Regions from separate parts of the Homo sapiens genome. Here region 1 is linked to region 2. A link is an interaction called in ENCODE POLR2A ChIA-PET data of the cell type or tissue named here. Cell type or tissue: MCF 10A. All regions are shown on one strand. Each heading gives the region's core, and the rest is flanking DNA. Links, peaks and the distances in the headings are about the cores only. Region 1 overlaps ITGA10 (integrin subunit alpha 10). Region 2 holds the start of LIX1L (limb and CNS expressed 1 like).

Region 1 (5,373 bases), core at 172-5,171, 67 kb before region 2:
TCAGGGAGCAGGGAGGGATAGCATTAGGAGATATACCTAATGTAAATGATGAGTTAATGGGTGCAGCACACCAACACGGCACATGTATACATATGTAACAAACCTGCATGTTGTGCACACATACCCTAGAACTTGAAGTAAAATAAAATAAATAAATAAATAAAAGAAATTAATCCTAAAAAAAAAAAAAAAAGAATTACATGAGGTCAGTCACAGTGGCTCACACCTATAATCCCAGCATGTGGAAAGGCCAAGACGGGAGGATTGCTTGAGGCCAGGAGTTGGAGACCAGCCTAGGCAACATAGTGAGACCCCCTCTCTAAAAAAAATTTAAATATATATATATGTATACACACACAAACACACACACATATATATGTGTGTATATGTATATATGTGTGAGCATTAGATGAACCAGTACTCAAGGAAACCTACCTCCATTTGGGGGCTGACTGAGGGTAAAGAGGAGAGGAGAGTCTGTCAACATAATCTGGTTGCGGTCTCAGCCCTAGAAACTGTGTGCTCCATAAAGGCTGATCAAGTTACAGCCTGTATGAAGTGCACTGAGGGTCACAATGGAAACCCTTTCCTGTCACAAAACAACTCAGCAGGTTGACACAGAATGGTGTTCATGCCAAATAGGCCAGACAGGCCACAATTCTCAGGGTTAGGCAATAGAGGCAGAGACTCGGTCTCTAGAAGGCCATTGCTTAAGTGCACGTGTTCTCTCAGGATAATGGAAAAACTCTGGGTGTCTCAAGAGGAGCCTAGAAGATACCTGCTTAATGGAATCAAATAGATTTGATCTCTACCATTAGAACCTTAAATTCTTCAGCTAATTATCACCTTAGAGGGCTCAAAGAGCTTATTTCAAAAGGGATGAGGCAGGCCAGGCACAGTGGCTCATACCTGTAATCCCAGCACTTTGGGAGGCTGAGGCAGGCAGATCACGTGAATCAGGAGTTCAAGATCAGCCTGGTCAACATGGTGAAACCCTGTCTCTACTAAATATCCAAAAATTAGCTGGGCATGGTGGTGCACACCTGTAGTCCCAACTACTCAGGAGGCTGAGGCAGGAGAATTGCTTGGACCCAGGAGGCAGAGGTTGCAGTGAGCTGAGATCGTGCCACTGCACTCCAGCCTGGGCGACAGGGCGAGACTCTGTCTCAAAAAAAAAAAAAAAAAAAAAAAAAAAGATGAGGCATAGGACAAGATTTAGTGGATGAGACAACAGCACGTAGAAACACATCTTCACAATCTGGGAGATGGGTCAGAGAGCAGGAACACCACCACCTGGTGCTCCAGTATACTTTCTCCCTTAATCCTCACAAGGCATGATATGGTAGATTATTTTATGACAAAATAGTTTTATAATAATAGTTACCATTTACTGAGCATTTACTAAATGCTCACTTTTCTTGGATTATTTCATTTTGTCTTCATGACCCTAATAGGTTTAAAGATGAGAAAGCCAAGACTTAGAGAAGTTAAGTCTGTCCTAGGTCAAACAGACTTTTTAAGTTGTGTAGCCTAGATTTAAACCCAAATCTGCCTTCATTGTTAACCACTGTAATACACAGCCTTTTATTATCTGAGCCTCAAGGAAGTTATGATTTGCTGAAGGCCATACAGCTAATAAATGGCAGATAGGATTTCAATCTAAACCTCTGTGCTTCCCAGACCTTTATACTTTCTGGTCACTTAAGCAGGTGAGAATTACAGGAGGCTAGAATACATCTCCTGTGGGAAAGCCACAGAAAACATTTAAAATACTTCTTAACTTTGCCTTCCAGGGACTCCACTCTGTAAAATCCCAGGCAAAACAAGTATCTACCTCTCACTATTACTGAGCAGTCTATATCCTAGGGAATACATATAGAGCCAAAAGTCATTTGACACTGAACTTTATTTGTTCTGACCATCTGATATACTGTCCACCCCACTGGGAAACAGAGACAATGCCCATGAGGGTGGGCCTCTGCAGAAGGCCAGAGACATGCCAAAATAAATACTGTGGTCAGGCCTCAGGAACAGCCTGGGAGGACAGGTTCTGTGACTGCTAGTCAACCACCCAATCAGGTCTTCTCTCTTCTCAGCTCTTAATGAGTGCTGATTCTTCAAAAGGCTCCCAGAGCTGCACTCTGGAGACCAATAACTGACTTCGATATCTCAAGTCTTGATTACAAAGAAATATAAGTTACCCAGTTGTCTATGAGAATCCAACTGCCTTTACTGTCCATGACCCAAATATGGAGTGGGTTGGGGAGGGATCAGAGATAGAAATTAACCTGGAGATTTCCAGTAAGCATCAAGCAAGGGCTGGCAAACTGATTCCACCAGAGAAACCCTGCAAAATATGACCAGGGTTCTAGGGTTGCCCCAGAAACATTTTCCTAGGAGCTATTTGTGCTACATAACCAGTGCTGAGCAAGTAAGGGCTTGCTCCCCAGAGCCCCATGCCACCCATGTAGGTTTCTTAATGCAGACTCCACACTTTTAGATCCCATGGGGCTGCTGCTTCCCAAAGCTGGTAAAGTGAAAGCATTTCCCATCATCAAGTAGCAGTACTCTCTCTCCTGTCTGCTTTCTAAGCAGGCCCCAAGGAGGGCTCAAGAGTGAGTATAAGACTTGAGAGAAGTAGAGAAAATACTGCCTAGGTACACCCAGTCCTCCCTGCTATTCCAGCTCCAGCCACCTGAGGGCTCCTGGCTTCAGAAAATCAGGCACCAGGCCCTGGCTTTGCTCCCAGAAAAGGCTTGGAATCAGGAAGCCTATGCCCAGCGAGCCTGGGGGCAGCTCTGTTTCACCAACACCTGAGGGCGGTCGAGTGCACTACAGGTCTCAGGTTTCAGGGGGGATGGCAGTTGCCTGTCTAAAGGCTTCTCTGTTCCTTGGAATTGTACAGAATGTCTCTTGTGGCTTTTCCTCCTCCCTCCTTTTTTCCTGTTGACTCTCCCCATCCGGCTCTATGAATCACCAGAGTCCACAGGAAAGCAGCAGATGTTGACTTTACTCCTTTCAAGCCAACGTCAGCTCCCTCCTGTGGAGTGGGGAACAGGCAGGAAAGTGAGAGGGTGGAAGAATCGAGGAAGATAACCCTCATCCTTTCCAAACTGTGAGGGAAGATAAAGAGGGAATCTGAAAGGAGTCAGGCACCTAGGCAAAAAAATTATTGATTCCTGGGGATAAAAGGACCCCAAACAAAAGCCCCAGTGTTGGCTATGGAACCAGGATCACGAGGAGGAGGGAAGCAGAGGGTGGGAGCATGGCTAGTTTTGGTGCCAGCTCTTCTTGTCTGAGGTAAAGCCTCATCTCTAGCCAGCAGCATCCCTAGGACTCAAAAGTCAAGTCAGGCTGCTGGTCTGGGGAGATAGTCCAGAGGCGGCTTCTTGTCCCATCTGAGCCCCCAAACCTCTGCTTTTATGCAAGTCTCTTGAAGAAGCTGCCAGGGAGGACTTTCTAGACCCTTATTCTACATTCATTGCTCCAACTTCTCTTCTCTTTTTTCTTCCTCAGGGATTTTCTTATGGGCAAAGAAGCCAAGCTGTAGAAGAAAAGATAAGCGTCACTGCCAAATGCCTAGACTGGGAACCTTGCCAGTAGCTCTCAGACTTATCTGAGGTCTTCACTTTTGTTCTGTTTCCAAAAATGGAATTCAAATTTATTTTATTTGGCTTAGAATAATTTAACCAACATTTGTGGGGTACAGTGAAGGAGATCTGGGCATGACATCCACAGCCTGGTTAGCTGCCCAGCACAAATCCTGTTCTCTCTGCTATAATCAAGGATCCCTCAACTCATGGGCATCATGCTCCACACTCCCCACTAAAGCAGTGCTTACCTTCCACAGGCAGAAGACAAGGAGAGCAAGCAGGAGCAACCCTCCCAGGACACTGCCTATGAGGATCCACAGGGAGATGAGGATAGGCCGGGTCTGAACCACCTCCAAGAGGCTCTGCGTGGACAGAAGAGTAGTTTTCTACATGCATCCTATAACCCAGCTAGCCTCACCCCACATTATATCAAAGCCAGCCCCCAAATAGAATAAATAACCTCCTGCTACTTAAAGGAAAGAAACTGAGGCAGGAATGGCGGCAGTGGAACACTAGGATCCTGCTGCCTGATGGAGATGCCTTCGTTCTGAAAAAGCCCACGGGTGGCCCTACCACATACCCATCATCATTATTTTCACAGCTCTCAGACTCGGTCTCCAGCCCTACCTCACTCCAACGGGAGGCTTCAGTCAGCTGTAGGACACTGCCCTCTTCGGTTCCCAGCTCAAAGGTGCTGACCACCGTCAGGGACTTGAACTTGGCCTATGGAACAAGTGGATAGGAAGACATTTAAAATGAGCCATTATCAGGTGATATAGTTCTTTGGAATCCCAACAGCAAAGTTGAGGCTGAGAGGCATAATGTTGAGGGCTCTCAAGACCAGAAGAAAAGGCTGAAGACCAATGGGAAAAGAGAGGAAGGGTAATAGATGGAAAACCCCTGGTCACATCTGCTGCTGCTGTTTGTTTTCCAAGGACAATCAATACATCTGGTGCTTTACCTGAAATGCATTCTACTCCTCTTTCCTTTGGCTGACCTCTACCCCTCCTTTAGATTGAAGTTTAGATGTCATCCCCTCTGGGATTTAGGGAAATCATTCCTCCTAACCCCCACCAACACTGGTGTTTACTTCTGTTTTTCACTCCTGAACTATAAGATCCTCTAGGTTAAAGGCTGTGCCTTACTAACCTTTGTGTCCTTAGTGCCTACTAGATAGCAGAGTACCAAGTATGTAGTGGTTTCTTTTTTTTTTTTTTGAGATGGAGTCTCGCTCTGTCACCCAGGCTGGAGTGCAGTGGCGTGATCTCGGCTCACTGCAAACTCCATCTCTCGGGTTAATGCCATTCTCCTGCCTCAACCTCCCAAGTAGCTGGGACTATAGGCGCCTGCCACCACACCTGGCTAATTTTTTTATTTTTAATAGAGACAGGGTTTCACCGTGTTAGCCAGGATGGTCTCGATCTCCTGATCTCATGATCTGCCCACCTTGGCCTCCCAAAGTGCAGGGATTACAGGCGTGAGCCACCGCGCCCGGCCATGTAGTGGTTTCTTAATAAATCTTTGTTGAAAGCATGAATAGACTAGTGAAAAAAAGATACCAAAGAAGGACAGAGACTTGGAGAAGGGTGGTTTATTGGACTTAACTTCCCTAAAACATATGATGACATCCCAGGGATCTTGTGTTATTCCAGGTAGATATGGGAAAGCACAACATTGACCTTAGTGCCAAACAGCCATTACAATTAAGATGCCATTTCCCTGCCCAGGAGGAACTCACACTGACTCCTCACTACCTGTCATATTAAGTTCAGTTTCTCCC
Region 2 (5,373 bases), core at 65-5,064:
CCATCACATAGCCTTGTTAAATCTTGGGATTACATTGGAAAAATAGTATTTCCTCATGAGTTTCAGATTCATCCATTTGTATCCCCAGCACCTAGCAGAGTTCCTGTCTTATAATAGGAGTTCAAATTGTATGAAGAACAAAGGGAAATTGATGATGAATGAATCATTAGGCACATATAGCAAAATGGCTCTAAAAATCTGTTTTCATAGGAATTTTTGGGTTTACATTATTAGGATTTAAGAGTGGGAAAAAGTGAAGCATGTTCTACTTAAGGAACTATGAACCAACAAATTTGAGATAATAATCATTTTTAGGTTATATGTCATTTGCAATGTCTCAGTCAATCCATATTGTAACCCTTGAAGAAACTGAAGCTCAGTGAAATTAAGTCCCTTCCCCAAAGATTTGGCTGGTAAGTGACAAAGATCTCCAAAGCCTGTGTGTGCTCTTTTCACTAAACTTTCTTAAAAAAAGAAAATCTACAGAAAAGCCCTGTAACTTTTCTCTGTATTATTGTTAAACAGAAAGTTAAAGATATAGTCACTTCCAGGTCAGGCAGGACCTGGCCAAGCAGACAGAAGGGATGTCTTGTAAATTCCAGGCTTAAATTCTGTATTCCACACCCTTCACTATATATTCCTTATTACTTACACTATAAATCTGGAACTCAAACTCAGACAGGAAACTACCCTAGTTAAACGAAAACAACAAAGAAAACCCTCACATCCCTCTTTCCAGAAATTAACGAAGTTTTCTAACTGAAATAGAGTTTCTAACCTGGCACATTTCCACAGAATTTAACATTGAAAGAGCCAAGGCCTGGGATTTATCCTCAGTTCCTGGGCAAGGGCCAGGAAAACACAGCCAGACAGAAAGGCTGGAGTTGTGAGTCTCCATACTAAAAAAGATACCAAAGTAAGGTACTGAGCCACAGGAAGCTGCTGTGAGTTCAGTGGTACAGGTCCGGATTTAAATACACAATTACTATGAGTGACTTGTGAAGGCACTACCTAGTTCCCCAGTAAATCTGAAGTTGCACTGAAATTTCAGAGTGAAGGTAAGTAAGTAAAGAATTTAACAGTCAAGGTTAAGGGGCTGGAGCAAATTAACAGGTGAGTCCAGGAATTGCAGAGATCACAGAGGAAAGACTGAGAGGGTATGGATGAGAAATTGGATCTGAAATAAAAGACAGGATCCCACACAATGAGGACTGGTTCTCAAAGGCAGAGAGATGTTAAGGTATTAAGCTGGAGGAGGAATTCCATTTCTAAAGGAGAAAAGCTTAGGAAGAAAAGAGGATTGTATCTGAAAAAGAGTCCCTGGAGAATATATTAATAACTCAGTAAAGGGGAGGAGGTAGGAGGCTTAAACGTGTGTATGAGTGTGTGCGTCTGTGCGTGTGCGTAGCCCAGAAGGAAACTCCCCAAAAGGAAATGCATGTGAGGGCTCCACGCCAGGAAAAGCGATCCGGAGGACTGTGGGAGCAAGGCTCCCTTACAGAGGGTGTCGCGCAGGAGGCCAGACCCGCAGACTCACCTCGGCCATAGCCCTGCGTGTGCTTGGCGAAGCTCCTCACCACGGCCTCCACGGCCTCTCGCAGCACTGCCGGGCTGCCGGCGGCGCCGGGGGGCAGGGGTAGTCCTGGGGCCCCAGACAGGAGCAGCGGCGGCGGGGGCGGTGCGGGAGGCGGCGGGGCAGGCGGGGGGCCCGCAGGGGGTGTGGCGGTGGCGGCCGCGGCCCCAGTCACTCCGGGCCGCAGCGCTCGGAGAGTGCCCCTCCCGCTGGTGCCCACACCAGGCTGCAGCCGCTGCGCTCGCATAGTCTCCATCCCGGCCGCCAATGGAGTAGCGCCCCGGAGCCTGCCAGCCTGCCGAGCTAACGGTCCCAACCACCCCAGTCAGCTAGCGCCTGGGGACTCAGGGCGGTGCCAGGGCCGAACCTTCAGTCAAGTGGGGGCGGGGACGAGCTAGGTCCCATGCCAATCACCAGTGATGGGGCGGGAGCTGGAGGGCTCCTGCTCCGCCATAGGCAAATTATTGAGGAGGGTGGGGATTCTCAGAACCAATTGCAAAGAGAAAAAGCGTATCCTCTGAAAGGCAGACGCAGAGCTTCGGCGCGTCTTTGGGAGTCCTGTGGCAAGCACTAGAAAGCAGGACAGAATCTTGGGGCTGGGCTTGAAGAAAAAAATGGGCCTAGATGCAAGATTGGGGAGGATTGCAGACAGAGTAGAGATCATTTTGTCCTACCATTTCATTTCACAGATTGCAGGTGAGGATATTGTGGCTCAGAGAAGTAATTCGACTTGTCCAACATCATATGCAATTGGTGGTGGAGCTAAGGCAAGAAAGATACTGACATTTAATGAACATAAACTATGCAATGTACTGTAGTGCATGTCTTATTTACAATCACAATCACTAACTAGATTTTGTTATTTTAGGGATAAGGAAACAGATGCTGAGGGAAGCTAGAAAAATGGCCAAAATTAAATAGCTAAGAGATGGCAAAGTGGAATTCAGAGTTTAAGCATAGGTGTTCTGATTCCCAATATTTTTATCTTTTTACTATGCCACATTGTTGGGTAAATTTCTGAGTTCACTTATTCTAAGTAGAGGAAGGGAATAAGAGAGAGTGGGATGGGCAAGTCTCTTTGCCTCCCATTAGAGTGAGAAAGAGTTAGGATACATGCAGAAAATTAGCAAACTGAGAAGTCCAGTTGGGGGAATTAAGAAAATTACCCTTGTTGGTATAATATGTCAGACTGGGTTCCTCTGATTACTTTGCACACACACACACACTTGCACACATGCACACACACACACTCTACATACCCTTTATCATGTGGTCACCAGGCCATTTTTGCTTAGGTGAGATTATATTAACTGCTTCCCCCCATCTCTCCTACAGTGGCTCAGAAATCAAAGATGGGGAAATAGAGGCCAGAAGTAGAAGAAAATAGAAGAAACACACTTGGTGAAATGAAAATTAGACCCTGAATAAAAACTGTGAGTAGTCAAGAAATAGGAAGTTTCAAAAGGAGACAGTTAATCTACTGGGATATATCTGCTGATGATGGAGGGAGGAACTCTTTGTAGGAACCTTAAAGAATTCAAGGTTGGACATAGAGGAAACTGGAGGAAATGAAATCCTGTCAAATGCCTTAAAATCTTCAGGACACAGGACACTTGCCTTTTCTCTATAGAAAAGTTGGTTTCTTGGAAAGAAGGTGGCTGGAACAGCTAAGTATCCCTTGGATAATTATAGCTATAAGTTAGTGTTACCCTCCCTCCCCATTCCTCATTCCCCATACCCACACCTCCAGGCAGAAGTGACAAAACAGAGACTTCTGAACACATTTATTTGATATGTCAAGTGGAGAGAGGAGTGATTTAGGGTTTCTCCCCACTTCTACCTGTGGGGGTGTTCATAAGCTCAGACAGACAGAAGAGCAGCTTAGAGCCCATGACCCACCCCCTGGGAAAATGAGACAATCTGTTGTAGTTGTTGGAGGAACAGGGTGGGAATAAAAAGCAGGAAGTTGAGAAGTGAAGTTGAGAGCAGTAAAGACAGCAGCAGAACTGAGGCTGGGGGTTGCTGCAGGAACCCCCAAGAAGAGTGAAAAAGATATCCTGAAAAGTGGTTGGGGTTAGAAGCAGGGTGTGAATAAGGAGCCAGGCCTGGAGAAAGAAGCAAGACCTGCAGAATGGGCTGGGATGTCCACGGAGAGAGTGTGCAAAATCATGATAGGCTGTGTTTCAGGGCATACATGGAAAGCAAGGGATTGCTTCTGCAGGAGGGCAAAGACATCGGAGACTGCCCATAAGTAAGGGTTCCCTACTGCTTCTGAACAAATGCAAGAGAGTTTGGGACCCTAGCCCTGTGTGTTTATTGATATGCTGTGCCTGTAGGTACACAAGTAATCCCATATGCATGTGAAATGACCAGGGCATGAATACATGTGTGTATATACCCAGTAAATAGAGTACTTATTCTTTCTTGCTAATAAGAGTACTGTGCTTATGGACACATGTTTAACCATGTGTGGGTGCACTGTGCACCCATGAGCACATGCAAGAGATCCCTTTGTTCGTGGTGTGTGTGTGAGCTGGTTCTCCCACCTATCCCATTAAGGTCCTAATCCCCACCCTCCTTGGCTCCTCTCACTCCTCTCAGCGCCCTGGCTCCCCAGGCCCACCTAGACTCTGGAAGCCCCCCAGCAGGCGGATCTGCTCAGTCTGCATGGAGTGGCGTCTCACCAATTTGCGCTTGGTCCTGGGAGAGCCTGGCGCCCCGGCATAAGGAGGGGCAGGCAACGAAGGCGCCCGACCTCCGGGTTGTGGGCGAATGTCAGGGATGGGAGGGTGGGGACTGACGTTGAGAGGGGGTAGGAAACCCGGCCGCGTTTGCGAGATGTGGTCCAGGAGCAACGTCCCCGAGCCCCTCCGCTCCAGCAGCCCCGGACTCCGCCTCCTTCCGCTTAGCGGAGATACTGCCCCTGGCAGACTCTCCTGGGACTGGCGCGGAGAGGGAGCCGAGCCGGCTGGAGGGAGGGTCAACGGGGAGGCGCTGTATCGGCGGCGCTCCAGGGACAGGCGGCTGGACTCAGGCGAGTCAGGGCAAAGGTGTCCAGGGGTGTCCAGCTCCACTGGCTCCATGCGGCTCAGTTTCTGCCTCAGCCCTGAAGGGGGACCAGACTCCTGAGCTTCTGGTGCTGTGTTTCGGCGAGAGAGAGGACCCCCGCTAGTCACTTTCTCCGCCCATGGGGGCGGGTCCTCAGGGCCTTCGGTGCTGTGACGTCGGGAAAGACGGGGTCGACCGGTCAGGGTCAGGCCATTGAATTCGGCAGTCAAGCGCTCGATCCCCGGTCTCCCTTCAGTGGGTGGGACTGGTTGAGGAGGGGCCACTAGGCCCCAGGGCTCGGAGTTGAGCCTTTTGAGTGGTTTTGGGGGATGGCGTGGTGGTTTGGGGAGCGGCTCGGAAGGGGATGGGTCATCGGGGGGCTTAGGAAGAGGGAATTCAAATACGTCCCGCTTCTCCTCTTCTTCCTGGGCGCGAGGGGATAACATCCCACGCCCTCCTCCTCCAGCGGTCTGCAGTTGGATTTCCGAAGGCGACGTGCAGAACCCCGGGCTAGGAGAGGCGGGAGCAGGGTCCTCCACCCCTGGGGATGGTGGAGAATTGAGATACTGCCGGGTCTTCTTGGTGCCTGAGGGCGAGGTATCGGTGGTGATGATGATGACCTCCGTACCCTTGGCCTTGCAGGCGTCCAGCAGTGTGGCAAGGGTCTCGCGGTCCCCGCGGTCCAGGGCGTGGACAAGAGCCGAGGCGCCCGCGTGATCTCGGACTGAGGGGTCTGCGCCGTGGGCAAGGAG

The links. ChIA-PET counts read pairs that join two places held together with the same protein. Peaks named below come from ENCODE experiments on the same cell type or tissue, not always from the same donor. Only the 100,000 strongest peaks of a DNase experiment are listed, where the experiment ranks them.
Region 1: POLR2A ChIA-PET joins it to region 2 with 48 read pairs; 20 of 35 experiments call an interaction of 5 or more read pairs at or near these places.

Annotation. Positions count from the first base shown.
Region 1 is chr1:145,889,320-145,894,692 of GRCh38, forward strand. ITGA10 (integrin subunit alpha 10) reads right to left here. Exons shown (of 30, transcript NM_003637.5): 28 at 4,221-4,316; 29 at 3,842-3,955; 30 at 1,889-3,544. The coding sequence ends at 3,479. Among named protein-coding and RNA genes, the nearest start is that of ANKRD35-DT, 5.8 kb to the left of the region's middle. In MCF 10A, for the core only: a CTCF peak has its summit at 2,702 (motif pointing right); DNase peaks (open chromatin) are centred at 2,032, 2,862 and 3,582.
Region 2 is chr1:145,956,099-145,961,471 of GRCh38, forward strand. It overlaps LIX1L (limb and CNS expressed 1 like), which reads right to left and starts at 1,919. Exons shown (of 6, transcript NM_153713.3): 1 at 1,538-1,919. The coding sequence starts at 1,829. It overlaps ANKRD34A (ankyrin repeat domain 34A), which reads right to left. Exons shown (of 4, transcript NM_001039888.4): 4 at 3,343-5,373. The coding sequence ends at 4,171. RefSeq lists silencers at 1,574-1,853, 1,884-1,973 and enhancers at 4,352-4,470, 4,834-5,373, 4,871-4,920. In MCF 10A, for the core only: no CTCF peak of the experiment used is centred there; DNase peaks (open chromatin) are centred at 1,433 and 1,973.